2 separate regions of the Mus musculus genome follow, and region 2 is linked to region 1. Evidence: chromatin loops called from intact Hi-C (ENCODE). Cell type or tissue: left cerebral cortex. All regions are shown on one strand.

Evidence for each region. Peaks named below come from ENCODE experiments on the same cell type or tissue, not always from the same donor. Only the 100,000 strongest peaks of a DNase experiment are listed, where the experiment ranks them.
Region 2: it touches region 1 in a loop (4-fold over the local background); 2 of 42 quality-filtered maps call a loop at or near these places.

What each region holds. Positions count from the first base shown.
Region 1 is chr2:68,030,378-68,038,377 of GRCm38, forward strand. All of the region lies in intron 4 of B3galt1 (UDP-Gal:betaGlcNAc beta 1,3-galactosyltransferase, polypeptide 1), which reads left to right. Among named protein-coding and RNA genes, the nearest start is that of Mir6335, 250 kb to the left of the region's middle. In left cerebral cortex, no CTCF peak of the experiment used is centred here; DNase peaks (open chromatin) are centred at 4,523 and 5,316; H3K27ac peaks cover 1,456 bases.
Region 2 is chr2:67,967,603-67,975,602 of GRCm38, forward strand. All of the region lies in intron 3 of B3galt1 (UDP-Gal:betaGlcNAc beta 1,3-galactosyltransferase, polypeptide 1), which reads left to right. Among named protein-coding and RNA genes, the nearest start is that of Mir6335, 190 kb to the left of the region's middle. In left cerebral cortex, no CTCF peak of the experiment used is centred here; DNase peaks (open chromatin) are centred at 3,854 and 4,137; H3K27ac peaks cover 734 bases.

The DNA.
Region 1 (8,000 bases):
GATCTTTTCTAAAATAAGAATCTATAATGTGCTTATATAGAAATATACGCTACAGAAAGTATAATTTTAATTTATTCAGATTATTTTCATTTTTGTTTCTGATTGTTGTTTGTGTGTTTATTTCTCTTTTCCTTGTGGGCCTGTCTTTATGCATCCTTTTGCATGTGAGTGGACATGCGTACAGGTACATGCTTATGTACCTGTGCGCATGTGGAGGCATTTGAGGTTGATGCTGGCAACCGTCTTTTAATAATGATCACTCTCCCACCTTACTCATTAAGAAGGGACCTCTAAGAACTCAAATGAAATGTACTCACTGATAAGTGGATATTAACCCAGAAACTTAGTATAGCGAGATATAAGGTACAATATGTAAAACATATGAAACTGAAGAAGAACGAAGACCAAAGTGTGGACACTTTGCTCATTCTTAGAATTGGAAACAATCACCCATGGAAGGAGTTACAGAGACAAAGTTTGGAGCTGAGACAAAAGGATGGTCCATCTAGAGACTGCCATATCCAGGGATCCATCCCATAATTAGCCTCCAAGCGATGACACCATTGCATACACTAGCAAGCCTTTGTTGCAAGGACCGTAATATAGCTGTCCCTTGTGAGACTAGGCCGGGGCCTAGCAAACACAGAAGTGGATGCTCACAGTCAGCTATTGGATGGATCACAGGGCCCCCAATGGAGGAGCTAGAGAAAGTATCCAAGGAGATAAAGGGATCTGCAACCCTATAGGTGGAACAACAATATGAAATAACCAGTACCCCAGAGCTCTTGACTCTAGCTGCATATGTATCAAAAGATGGCCTAGTCGGCCATCAATGGAAAGAGAGGCCCATTGGTCAGGCAAACTTTATATGCCCCAGTACAGGGGAACACAAGGGCCAAAAAATGGGAATGGGTGGGTAGGGGAGTGGGGGGGAGGGTGTGGGGGACTTTTGGGATAGCATTGGAAATGTAATTGAAGAAAATACGTAATAAAAAAAAAGAAAAAAGAAAAAAAAAAAAAAAGAAGGGACCTCTTAACTGAACCCGTAGCTTGCTTAGCTAACTTGCTCAGCAGAACCTCTGTCTCTGGCTTTCCAAACTAGAATTACAGGCAAGCCATTATACCCAAGAGTTTTTATCACTGAGAAATCTCCCCAGCCCTTGTGTTGTTTATTTTGAAGCAGAGTGTCATGTAGCACAGGATGGCATTAATTTTTGCTATATAGTCCAGGTTGGTCTTGAACTCCTAATAGTCCTGCCTCTGTTTCCCAAGTTTCAGAATTACAGGCCTCAGTCACATACCCTGTTCTCGTGTATATTTGAAAGTACATGCATATGCAGAGAAACTTAGATAAGAATCTCCATACCTAAATAAATGAAGTAGGAATAATATATGTTTTAACAATTTCTACACTACTGACAAAATGACCATCAGATTTTTTGTTTTAATCAAAGGTTAATAGAATGCGCATTTTCATTAGATTTATACCTCTACCCTAGTCACTGTCAAAAGAAGCAAAGTAGATAATCAACAGTCTTTATGGTTCATGGGTCTGTCCCTAGGAATAGGAATATAAAAGAACATAGGAACAAATATTAGTTAACTATGCAATGAGATGCTATAGTACAGGCACACATATGAATACATAATGGCATCTAGAATGTTCTCTCATCTTCACTGAGAACTTTCTGACATCCATGTTCACCACTAGCCCCTCCAGGCTCCGATGTAGCCTTTCTTATTTTTGATCATGTATGCAATCCACATGCCTTGACACAGATAAATGAATAAGGATATGGAAACCATGTGTATCAGTGTTGTGTGGAAGAACTTAAACACTGTGCTACACCAAACATTTCCCTGTAATGATTAGTAGGGTATAGAGGATCAAAAGACCCCTTTCCACATCCCAGTTCTGCCACTCACCAAGATTCCTCAATCGCGTTACTGGGCCTGTCTCCTCTAAATTATGAATGACAGAAGTGATGCCCTGGAGTTTTCCTGACAGTAAATCAGGGGAAATGAATGAATGGGATTGTGTGTAGTCTTGGCCCAGAACTGACACTTGAAAAGTTTACTTGAAATTGGGTTCAGGGCCTAGGCATGGATGGACCAGAATTGGACAGGATGAGAACTCCACTTTGACATGGTCTCTGACATAACTGTCATAAGAATTATTTTCATCGGTGCCCGTGGTGGGTTCCTGGTCTATGAAATGGGATACTGTCTAACTGTAATTTCTACTTTTAAATGTCTGAGGGACTGTGATGGCAGATATGCCTTAAATCATGAGAGAAGTGGGACTGACACGTAGAAAGCTTTCTAAGTACATTTTAGAGCTCTTCACCCTGAGTTCAGTGGGGCTTTTTGTTTTGTTTCGTTTGGATTGGTTCTGGGAGAAAAAAAATTGTATAAAATACCATCCTTTAGTGTTGCCGTCCACTTATGAATTATTCCTCTTACTTATGTATATACTAACTAGAGATTGGTGTTATAAAAGCAGAGAAAGCAAAAGAACATAAAAAGTCTTGTCTAGTCATTATCTGTATCAAATTCCTCACCAAGGACTGTTAGAGAGAAAATAGAATAAGAGACAAAATCACCATTCATTCAAGTTGTCTGAAACTTCAAGAAGGTACCATACCTGGGTATGAGGCTCTGCAGCAGGCCACTTACCCAGCACACACTAAGCCCTGGATTCAATCCCTAGGTCTATAAGAGAAAAATAACACATAACAATCAACTAAAAAAAATAAAAATATACAGCCCCATTGTTTAAAGTAGTTTAAGAAGAACAGAATTTCTAATGGAGCTTTTATAATAACAAAAGCATTAAATGAGCATATAACTGTATATATAAACTGAAAAACAGCATTTTGTAACACGTATCAATATAACAACTGCGAATGGTAATTATACATAATCACAGCAAACCAATAAATAATTTTCAATTGCAAACATTTTATTGAGATCGCATTGCTCCCGAAAGAAGACATGGACAGGAAAACCAACCGTTTCTCAATTGTAAACGGTGCACCATATCTTTTTTCCTTATGTCTAAGCAGCTTAATGTCATAGTGGCAAGCAGCAGGGTCCAGCGCAGATTCATGAGAGTGGTCCTCACTGGGGTCATTAAGGCATCGATGCCGTATCCTTCATGTGGTGAATATCCAAGGGGGTTGCCACGGAAGTCACACTGACTTTCGGTGCGTGGATATCTACACTTGGATTGGAATGAAAGACGCAATGGCTTTCCTCCTCCTGACTCTTCCTTAACTGATCTCATGCTCTAACCTCTAGAGACTAATCTGTATTTTCTTTTCTCCTTTCCCTCCCTCTGCTTCTGTCCCTCACTGCCACCATGCCTTGTTTTCTTTTGCTTTCCTGCAGCTTCCCTTCCCCTTCCCCAACCCCTTATACAGTTCACCTTTCTGACATATTTTAATTTCTTTTTTTATTGGATATTTTCTTTTCTTTATTTAAATTTCAAATGTTATCCCCTTTTCCAATGCCCCCCAGCCCCTTTTCCAATCCCCCCCCAGCCCGCACAAACTCCCAATCCCATCCTCCCTCCCTCTGCTTCTATGAGGGTGTTCCTCCACCCAACCACCACTCTCGATTCCCCTACACTGGTGCATCTATCGAGTCTTCATAGGACCAAAGACCTCTCCTCCCATTGATGCATAACAAGGCCATCCTCTACTACATATGTAGCCATGTGTTCTCCTTGGTTGATGGCTGTGATGGTTTGTATATTCTTGGACCAGGGAGTGGCACCATTTAGACCTGTGGCCTTGTTGGAATAGGTGTGACCTGGTTAGAGTAGGTGTGTCACTGTGGGTGTGGGCTTAAGACTCTCACCCCAGTTGCCTGGAAGTCAGTCTTCCACTAGCAGCCTTTGGATGAAGACTAGAACTTTCAGCTATGCCTGCACCATGCCTGCCTGGATACTGCCATTCTCCCACCTTGAAGATAATGGACTGAACCTCTGAACCTGTAAGCCAGCCCCGATTAAATATTGTTTTTATAAGATTTGCCTTGGTCATGGTGTCTGTTCACAGCAGTAAAACTCTAACTAAGACAATGGCTTAGTCCCTGGGAGTTCTGCGGTGGGGGTGGGGGTCTGGTTGGTTGATATTGTTGTTCTTCCTATAGGGTTGCAAACCACTTCAACTCCTTCATTCCTTCCTGACTTTGGATTAATTTTAATCTTATAAATTCAACGTATGTAAAACTCTCTCTCTCTCTCTCTCTCTCTCTCTCTCTCTCTCTCTCTCTCTCTCTCTCTCTCTCTCTCTCAGTGTTCTGGTGTTCTGTGTAGTGGATTCAGGCAGAAGGGAGCAGAGAGCCCTCCACTGTCACTTATTAAAGGAGATATAATACGTGTTTGCAGCTGTTTCATCCTGGTGCTAACATTCTGAGAGAACAGGATGCATGAGCAACTTCTGTCCTTTGAAGGAGCAGAGACTTGTGGTGTTTTTTTAGGCCCCATTTTCACAAGGGGAGGTGGGAAGAAAACTGATTTATGCATAGCAGCCTGAGCAAGTGGATGTAGGTGGCAAATTCTTCAGCATGAGATTCTGCAGAGACTCATAAAAATATTAAAGCAATGCATTTTCCTTAGCTCGCCATCTTCTGCGTGGTTGAGGAGAGAAAGGTTGGAGTCCTCACATCTTCTATGTCCTGAGGAAGTTATGACCTTTTTTTCTGTCATCTGGCAGTTTCTATAATTCACAATAGGATCCCGTGCAAGGTCTATGGCTATAGGACTGGAAAGGGGAGTGGGGTAGGTCTCCATCGAAATAATGTAGCAAAAAGCTCTGGAAAGCATGGAGAAAGACTTAGCAAACAGAAAGACATCATTAGTTGCCCACTCACACCTTGAATGAATGAAACGCTAGACAGGAGTGAAGAATTTAGATTGTGTGCACAAGATTCTTGGTGGCTTTTAAAAGAGAACTCGAGGCAGAAGAGAGACATTTGGAGCCACTTAGAATTACGAGCATGTAGATATAATCTGAATGTAATGAACTGCATGATTTGGGAGAATGACAGGCTCATCAGGGAGCAGGGGAAAATGTTCCGTGTGGTAAATACTTTTAAGACCAATGGATTTCTTAAAGTTACCTGTCTACAATAGATGACATTTATCCCATTTTGAAATGGCTCCAGGTGGCAGGAAATACATCCACAAGTAATTTCCTAGTTTTCTGATGCAGTAAGCCATGATCGATAACCTTTCTTTCATTGTTTGGTATTTATTGATCATAGACACTTTAACTGAGAATGACTGTTGAGACACAGACCGCGGCATGCTTTCTGATGGAGCATTAATTAAAGTGTGCAGTAATTTGCAGGCACTTCTCCTTACATCTGTCCAAAGTTTCGGCAACCCAGTGCTCAGCAAAGCAAGCAAGCTCTGAATGTCTGCTTATGAAAGCAGCCATCCAAAAGAGCAGTGAGAACCGAAGTATCTCATGCTATATTGTTCTCTCCGTGCTGCTCACACTATGACTGTCTCTAATGCCCTAGTAGTCATTGGATGATAGTGTGCTAGCCATCTGCTCAGAAAACTGAGAGAAAACTAGGAAAGATGGGCCACATTTGTAGTCCCTTCAACTTAACATTGCACATCCTAAGATATTCAGCATGTTGTAACATATATTTCAAACAGCAATTTGAACATTAGTAAAATTATTTGATTGCTAACTGCCAAGATCTTTTTGCACATATCGAAAGCTGCAGGCAATTTTCAAACAGATTAAGAAAACGCAATAAAAGAGTTTTTCCTTTGCCTTGTGACATCCGTCATATTCTTAAAAGTACCTCCAGGTAGTTAATTAAGTGCTCAGAGAAATTTTTTATACACAGGCTTTTCTATCTAAAGAATATTTGAATAACATATATTGTTAGGAGCTATGTAGGGGAGGCTAAGGCTAGAAGGTGACTCTTTGGGAGGTGGCCCACCATTTTTGCATGGCCTATGATGGGTAACCTCTGAGAGGCAAGATCCCAAGAGACTTCATCTCAGGATTGCTTCTTGTAGCTGACATGCCTTTTCCTATCATTCTAACATAATCTAATTATGGCTAGGCATGAGTCCACACTATTGGGCAGATTTTCTGCAGATCAACATAAAGATGAGCATTCGTGAATTAATGCAGTTTAGATGAATTAATGATTTTATAGAATTCCTGGTTTAATTCAAATAATTTTAGGAAGAATGTTTTAAGAGCTGGTGTTAGTTGTTTTGGCAAAAAGATGTAGTAAACTTAGAATCAAGAATAGAATGTGCTTACTCCTCATAGAACAATAAGTGAAGGCTGCACTATAAAAAATACAATGAGCTTTCTTGATTACAATAAAAGTAGAAATAGGTTTGGGACAGATTTGTGATCAAGGAAAAACATCCATTTAAGGTCAGATCCAAGGATAAAGCTGCAGGTGTGCACTGTGATAAAGCAAGGCCATGTGAAACTGTTGCTTTGAACTTATAATGAGCTTGTAGAATGAAATTACTTTGAACTTAATAATCAACACCCTTCTGTAACTGCCCTTTGTGTAACATTTTTATCTCTGTGAGGTAATTTTCTAAGAACTCTTGTCTGAGAGGGTATAAGAAAGCCAGAGAAAGGGAATAATGTGTGGCATCTGGGGCTCTGCCTCATCCACCCACCAAATGTATGTGTGTGGTTTGCAGGGCTCTGCCTGATGCCCCAAATGTATATATGGATGTGTCTATTTGTATACATAAATGTGCAAATATATGATCTGTATACACATGATCGCTTGTGGAGTTGATGAGACAGGAAGAGTTGATGAGTTCCAAGCCTCTTGTCTGGCCAAGAAGAGGTTCTTGAATAGGAGAGTAAGGAAACCAACACTTATCAAATCACAAAAAGTAAGAGAGTTACAGAGTAAAAATCCAGTGCTTATTAAAGCACAAATTGTAAGAGATGAAGACAGTGAAAACACAAATAGTAAGAAAGCAACACTTATTAAAGCACAGATAATAAGATTGTAAGCCTTCTTCAGACACTGTGTCCCAATCAATATACTTATGGAGGATAGTGCATACCACACAATGTTTCAGGTCAGAGCTTCCCAAAGGATAAGATACTGAACTCTGAGCCCTAATGGTGTGCAGATACCACAGTCTAGCCATTTCTAGGGATGACCAAATAACCAGTGAGCCAAACCGACTCTCCTATCATTTCCTCTATGGAAAAGTGCTGATTTCAACCATCCACATGGATGGTTATGTTGTTTGTGCTAAATACGGTCTGTTAAAGTTGTAAGAAGTGTTATGGAAGAAGAGAGGAGACAGCTACAAAGGTGGAACCTAAACACAGATGTCCACTGCACAGGACTTCCAAGGAAGTACTCAATTGTAATCACCACACCCCATCCACAAACTCTAGATGCTCTGATTGACTTCCTTCTTCCCTTCCTTCCTCCCTTGCTTTCTTCCATTCTTCCTTCTTTTCTTCCTTCCTTTGTGTTCCTTCCTTTTTTCCCTTTCTTCTTTCCTTCCTTCCTTCCTCCCTTCCTTCCTTCTTTACTTCTTTTCTTCCTTCCTTCTCTTTTTTATCTGGTTTGAGGGCTGAACCACCAAGCAAATGTTTTGATGCTGAACTATATTTTCTCCAAATCTCCTTAGTTTATTTTTTCTAATTCTGAGAAAGATTTTTACTAACTTGCCCAGATTTGTTTTGAACTTGTTTTACATCTCAAGCAGGTTCTTCGAACTTGTGATACACCTGCCTCAGTTTCCCATGTAGCTGTGACTGAAGGCCAGAGACACCAACCTAGCCCGTTGGTGTGTCCATATTTTCTTGTAAACTATATATAGTATGTTGGTACATTTAGAAACATAGTAGCCCTCTGGATTATTTCCTGACAAAAGGTGCCACATTTCTGAAGCCCAAGACATCATTCTTTCTGGGTTTCAGGTACGGATACCAACTTGATTTCAGCCCTGGAGGTATTATTTATTTCTG
Region 2 (8,000 bases), 63 kb before region 1:
TTGTGACTGTGTGAACAACACACAGCATACTTACACAAAATTAGATGTCATAGCCTATTGCTCCTAGGCTACAAACCTACATAGTACATTACAATTCTCAATACTGTGAACACTTATAGCATAGTGGTATTTTGTATGCCTATATACAAAAGATATAGGAAAAATACATTGTAACAGGTACAAAAAATAGCATACATAAAAGTTGCTTGGTATTAGTGAGGGATTGGGAGGCTATGGGTCCTAGGACATTACTATATACTACTGTAGATTTGACAAATCCTTGGTAATTGACTATACATATACATATACATATACATATACATATACATATACATATTGGTAAATTAACCTTAGCTTATTCTAAATTTTACTTTAAAGTAGTTTTGTTCCACTTTTTGGCTCTTTTATAGTAGCATTTCGTTTTAAAAAACCCACGTATTCTTTACTTTAAATTTTTTTATTGCTTCTTCAAATGTTTGGTAGAACCTTGGATACAAATACCTTCATTAGCAGAAGTTTGCATAAAGCCAGGGTCCTCAGCATCACTGTCTCCCACGGCACGTGTGCTCTCACTGGAAGGACTTCAGGTTCTGTTCCATGGGGGAGCAGGTGCCCTCAGTACTTTCTTCTTTCATCCCCTATCCCAAGACTTTTGAACAGGTATCTCTAGACAGAAATGGTCTCCCATAATTAGTGTATCTTCGAATTTAATAAAAACCTTCAGCTGACCTAATAAGTACACATTCATAGACTCTCACTGTTACATTAAGTAATGAAAACTGAATCATTCAAGCCACCCAGAAGTAAAGGTACATTGTGTATCATGGTGGAGTCACACTCGCGTTTACACACAGAATACAAATTGTTTTCCTTGGCTGTGACTGCCATGATGATATGTCTGGTGTTTCCCATTCACCCTCCTCAGTTTTGGGGTTTTTTTTGGGGGGGTGGGGGGTAATCATTGTCTCCAGTAATGTAGATTAATAGCTTCTGTCACCCCATTCTCATATTTCGGGACCACAGTTATGTGGAATGGCAATTCCTGACATAGAGAAACATCTAACACTGACTTTCCAGGTTCACCATCTTAGTTGCTCCTGGTTTCATATACAGGACAATCACTTGGCATGGTCTCTGTCTTACTTAGGGTTTCCCATTCCTGTGCAGAAGCACCATGACCAAGGCAACTCTTATAAAGGACAGCTTTTAATTGTGGTGGCCTTACAGGTTCTGAGATTCAGTCCATCCTCATCATAGTGGGTGCAGGGCAGTGTCCAGGCAGACATGGTGCTGGAGTAGCTAGAGTTCTACACTTTGTTCTGAAGGCAAACAGAAGACTGGCTTCCAGGCAGATAAGAGGATTGTCTCAAAGCCCACCCCCACAGTGACACACTTCCTCTAACATGGCCACACCTACTCCAACATGCCATACCTCCTAACATTACCACTCATTCTCTGGGCCAAACATATTCAAACAACCACAGTCTCTTCCTGGAAAGATTAGCAATGGGTAATTTATATTTAAGGTTCACAGTGAAGCAAACACCATGAGATTAAATCACATACAAGAGAAAATGAGGCAATCAGGAGACAGAATAATGATGAAATGTTTGAGTCTGCTGCCAGAATGACTGAGCTTCGTGCTTTGCAGTATACTTTCTAAGGTGAAGGGTCTTACTATAGATTGATAGAACATTATAAAATCAAATATAAACCAATGAATCATTTAGGTAGATGGATCTGTGTGTCAATCATCTCTTTATACTGTTATACTGTGTTAGGAATTTCTTAGTTCCATTTTCATTTTAAGGAATCACTGTAGGATATGTGATTTGTCAATATCTGAACTAAAAAAATCTGCAGGAGAATATGTCTGCATTTCCCAACCTTTATCATAACAAAGTCATGTACTTCTGCCTTGCTATTTCCCCTTGTTTCCTTGTTTTGATCTTACTATGAGTCTTTGTTACTATGAGGAAGTACAAATAGCCCATGGAAAGAAGTGTGGAAACAGTAAATTTCTAAGCCTACAAGCCAGCAGAGCTCCTAGCTGATCTCCCTTCCGGCACATAGTACACACTTCTCAGGCATGGGACTAATCCCTCTTGAAAGGAGACTCCCCATGTCCCCAAGGAAACACCTAAGCTGATGGTGCATGGAACTTTGTCAAAGGGCTCTCTATTCAGCATTGCCAGATTCCAGATTCACAAACAGGACAGAGATTTTTGATGTTTAGACCACTACATTTTGAGATGGTTTAATATGCAGCAGTAGGTGAAGGATACATTATATACTTTAACTTCCGATAGTGGTCGGTTGCTTACAGTTTTTGATAGTTTTAATGTACCAAATTCTACAAGGCCAGCATGAGTCTCACTGGACTAAAATGATGACGAATTCCTTCCTGCAGTATGTGTCAGGGCACTCAGTTTCTGGCCTTTGCTGTCTTCTAGAGGCAGCCCACACTGCTTGACTTGTGCCTTTGAAAACCAGGGAGATGGCACGGGGCATCCCGTACATCACTTTCTACTTTGCTACTTCATTTCCCTCCTTCATGTAAGAGAGGGAGCATTGAAGGCCACATGATTAGCAGCAGGAACCCTGCCATGCATGACATTTAATCTCCCTTGACATAGACCCTAAACTTAACTACGTGTCCTGGAGTTTAGCGTGTGGACATGTTTGTGGAAACAGTCTTCTCCTCCCGCAACAACTAAAATCAATTCTGTTTTATATTTGTTGTGAAGTAAGATTAAAATTGGTTAATGATATGGAGAGATTCTTTTGATCCCCTGAACTATCTGTGAACCTTGTCCAACGGTCAAGTATGGGGTGGATTTTTCATTTTCTGTACTTGCTTCAGACATTACTTTGGGGGACAGGATAGCTCCCTTTTCAGAATTTGTTACATTAATGAATTTTCTCAGCATCTCCCACTCTGTCCTTGCTCTCCACTACACCTCACTAAGATGTAACTGCTTCCTTTTCCTCTGTTGCTACATTGTAGCCAATCCGGTCAAAGCAAATACAATAAAAGACACAGCCCAGAGCCAGAGTTTATGAAATTAGTGAGGAGACAGAACAAATATATCTAACAAGGACAACACAAAGTTGCCCTTAGCTGCTCTGGTGGATGACAGTGCTACTAACCCAGGTAAGCCACTTCCCACCACCCACAGCTCTGGAGCAAGTGAGGTAGGCCATTGTTGCTGCAGCCCTAGCCTTGCAAAGGGAATACCCATTGCTGTCCTTTGCTTTGCATGCTTTCCTCCCTCACTGAGATCTACAAGAGAGAGAGGGACATTTATCCCCAGACCAGTATGAAAAATCCCACCACCTTCCTCCATCCTCCAATGAAGGTGGAAAAGGGAGTTTCCCCATCAGTTATATGTACATAAAGAAAATTATTTATGTAACTGTGATTTTGGAGAATCTTGTACATTCAGGGGCTTGAGACATTGGGACAAACTTCTTCTATTACCATTTTTGCCATTTTTTCACTCCAGCCATCGATCTCTCCCCTGCTTTTTTTTTTTTTTTCCGATCCTGTAGTCCAAAAAATAGAGGTTGCTCCTAATCAAAACAGCAAAGGGCAAACCTGGTAATGTGTGCTTAAGAAACAAAATAAAAGGGCGTCCATGCAGTCCATGTGGAAGCCAGCCTCAGCAGGAGAGCCGCGCATTGCCAAAGGCAGGGAGAATAACAAACCAGGTGCCATCCAGAGTCTACAGGAAAGCTTCAGTCTTTCCAAGGAAAATTAAAAAACGAATAACCAGATTACACATTCTGAGTTTTGCTCCCTGTGGACTTCTGTTGAATCCTGGATGAGGTGAGAAAGAGGGAGGCGGGAAGCTTGGCTCACACAATAGACAAACAGCCACAGGTGTGGTGGGATAAGCCTTATTTCTAACAGAGCCTTAGGGCTCTGGGAGTAGTGTTGCTTTTGAGTATGCCGAAACCGTGTTAATATTTGTACAGTTCGATGTATTCCGTTCTGATAAAAAAAAAAAATTCGAGTAGGGCAAAAGTATGAATAATTTTCAAATTTTAGAGAAAGCCACAGCCTCAAATAGCACCAAAGGCACGGGGGATCTCTGACATCAGGATGCTTCACAGAGCAGCTGGCGGCCACACGCTATGTGGTGGGAAGTGATTTTCACATATCATATCAACTTAGTTAAGCCTCACAGCAAGAAGCAAGTATGTTTCCTTCATTTCCTAGGATACCAACCTGGCTCAGGAGTCCAGCAGACTTCAGCTGCCATCCTAGCTCTGTAATATGCTAAGATCCAGTTAGCTCACTTAGGGAAGGAAAAATATGTGTCCACCATTTCTCTGATTAAATAAGGTGATATGCAAAACTTCTCATCACAGCACAACATATAACCATAAAATATGCATGCATGTATATTTTTGCATACATAATATGTGTGTATGTATTAAATATAATACATATCTAATATGTGCTTAAGAAACAAAAGGACACCCATGCCAGGAGCTACCCTCAGCCCTATAGCAGCATGTTATATATGTAATGTGTTTTCTATTAAGGAGAGTTGATTCTATGAACCAGCTATGGCAGCAAAAATATATTTATTATAATAAAGGGAAATCTGCTAAAGAGGGTTTATATATTCTAAAGAAAATAGGCTGCCTCTCCCCCAGGTACTAAAAGTAGACTTGGTGTTCAAACAAAACGAACATTACTTGCTAGTAATTTTACTAATGAAACAGAAAAATAACTCAACTTGCATTGTGTTCTTTAATGAGTTCAACTTGCTTACAGTTTATGGCTTAGATACTTAGATTCCTAGAATAGACCCACTAGGGTATTAAGACAGTGAAATTTCTGATTAGAAAGAGCCCAAGGGAAAGTTGAATTCGATTTTTTTTTTTAAGATGAAGAAAGCACAGCTTTTAAGAGGTCAAATTCCTGCCTAAGCTCTAAATCTACCAGTGAGAGAGTAACTGGGCTGAGGAAGTTTCTGTGAAGAGGTCACTCTGCCTGCCTCCTGGGGCATGCTGTGTTTCTTGGAGTCTTATCTGGGGCTTCTTCTCATGGACAAGTCTGAGCAGTTGGCTACAGAAGTAACATGTAAAAACAATGTAGCCTTCACTGGAGTTTCAAGTGCATGGCTGGTTTCCATTTGTTTTGGGAATTTGAAGTGTCTTTTTGTTGACATTTTAAATGAACATGATCATTGTTTCTTCTTGTCTTTCTCCTTTATTCCACACCCAAGCAAATCAGCCAGCCAACTCCTGATAACCGCACCTCCATCCGAATCTGCCTCTCTGGTCCAGGCTGCAGCATCTTTTGACTTATGTCAATAGCCTCAGCCTGCTCCTCACTTCATCTTGTCTCTAAGGACAACGATCTCTTTTAACAGACCTGTACAGAGCATACCAGTGTTTCCCACAGGATTTAGAATAATATCCAGGTGACTAGCCCTGAATACAGTGCCCTGTGTGATGTGGTCCTTGTGTCCCTCATTAAAGTCACCTTTGACTTATCTTCCCCTTGCTCTCCACCCACCTCACCTATATCCTGTTCCTCAAATGCTTCCAATTCATGTCCCTTCTTAGAGCCTTAATCGGTAATTGCACTTGGAATGCTGTCTTACAGTGACTCCCAAATCAAATGGCATCTTGTCAGTAATCACTCACCTTGTATGCCATCCCCTCGAAGATACTTTTTTAAACCACCTAGTCTGGTCAGGGCCCCCAGTCAGATGCTATTAAATCGCTGTCTTATTTTCATTGGAGCATGCAATTCCTCCAGGTCTTGTTTCCTTTGACCTCTTATAGAAATTCCAGACCCAGTGTCAATGCATGACACTAGCACATGTTGAATAAATAAGCATGTAAAGAATGAGAGAGTTAGAGACAATGGAGGTGACAGAAGTGGTCCTCTGAGTTGGGGAAAGCATGTTAAGACTAACATGAGAAACATGCCTGCTATACCAACTATGATTTTGATCTAAGGGCTAATGTTATATTGTCCTTAGTTATTTTTCCCAAAGCAGAAATTAAGTTATAATTTCCAAATAGCAGGATATTCCTTAGTCTGGTAAGCACAAACAGTAAGGAATAGCTTTCACCATTTCTTTAGGTGTGTAATGTACATTTATTTATTAGTCTTAGTGTGTTCAGTTTATTTTTATGTTTACGATTTTCATCCTTCACTCTTTAATCCTTCCTGAAGCACTTCTCTCTGAGTAGCTGAGGGTTCCCAAATTCAATGTGGATTCATTTTCAAATCTCACCCCAAGCCTCTTAAAAGGTGGCAATAGGAAAACAAACCATAACTAAATAACCACGGTTCCCAAACTTGAATTTGTCACCTCTTTATAACTTATCATTTTATCTACAAGAAAGCCCCTAAAACTACAAGTTAAATAACCACAGCGACTGCCCAATAACTTCTAAAGGACAGACCCATATGTGATAAGTCCTGGAAGAAGAAATGAGAAGAAAGCTAATGTGCATTTCACTGGGTACACCTGCCTGCAAGGGGCATTACACACAACATCCTTAGCTTCCTAGGAGACAGAGATGCCTCCCTCAGGGCCAGATAGCAGCCTTGGGAGAGCAAGGTCAGGATTGCCTCTAAGGAACCAAATCGCCAGAAGTCCCATGCTGGAAATGCCTATTGCTTCTTCAGACTTACATCCTCTCCCTCCCCTCCTCCTCTGCCCCCTCCCCTAATTAGCTCACCATATTGAACTAAATCTCTAGCAAAGGAGATTACCATGTGCTTCCTTGGGCGAGCTTGGACATGGGGCAAGGCTCTTTTCCTCATCTTCTTCTACATAACAAAATAAGTTGTGTTGCCAGTGAACTTCTCTGAGCCATGAAGAACACTGCCTGGAGTGAGGAAAGGGGTGCTCTCCATCTGACTCAGGAAAACTTGTTGTGTCCTCTCTAATAGCAGAGTTTGGGAATTGGTGTGTTTGAAGTTAATTTTTGCTTTCATGGGTGTATTTACTTTCTCTGCTAACAGACAAAAAGCTCAGACAGTAAAGTCAGTGGTGCTTCTAAGTGGAAATGCCCATTTAAAAATAGCTGATGAGGGCTCACTGGAGACATTCATATGAACTTAGAAGATGCACAAGTGACAATTACTGTTGCTTGTTATCAGGAGAGAGTGAATATATATTCTCAGAATATTAGTAACAACACAGGGTCAGTTGTGCTGTCTGTCTACTGCTAATGTCTAAAGTCTAGGACCAAATCATTTCACAGCTCATTAAATGATTACAAGTTCAATAATAAGATTGATACAGGAACACATACAAACTCCGGGAGGGATATGTGAATAATGACTTGTTAAAATTTTCTTGCAGAGGGGAAAGTTATTTGAAATGGGAGATGTAAATTCATTAAAATGGTAGTGATTTTATAAAATGCATAAAAATATTGTATATCTGGAAAATATGCACAGAAACACATAATTCTACCATCCTTCCAAACCTATTGTTTGTTTTATAACTTGTGTGTATCTACATGTGTTTATTTATGTATTTATGTAATTGGACTTATATTGCTATGTAGAAATTCTTTTTTGACTTTTACAGCTTAATTATAGAAAATATTCTCCATTGTCATAATTATCCTCATGGTTATGCATTTTTCCTTTGCAACAAAACATCCTATCAGGTTCCTGTCTCTTAAATTATGAGAAAGAGTTCTTGCTGTATTACCCAGGCTAGTGTAAAACTTCTGGCCGTTAGTAATCTTCTTGCCTCAGTTTCCCTAGTTGCTGAGATGACAAGTACATGCCAACACTCCAGTTCTGCTAGCATAATTTATTTACTGTCCTCTCTAGTGAGTGATATTTCATTTTCTTTCTATATTAAAATCAGTGTCTGAAATGGACATTTTTAATTAGGATTTTCTGACTTTCATTTGGTTTCTATATTAAAGTAACTGTACAAAAATAGGATTCTTAAATCTATGCATGAATATTTTTATAATTCTTGGCATTCTTTGGCCAATTTATT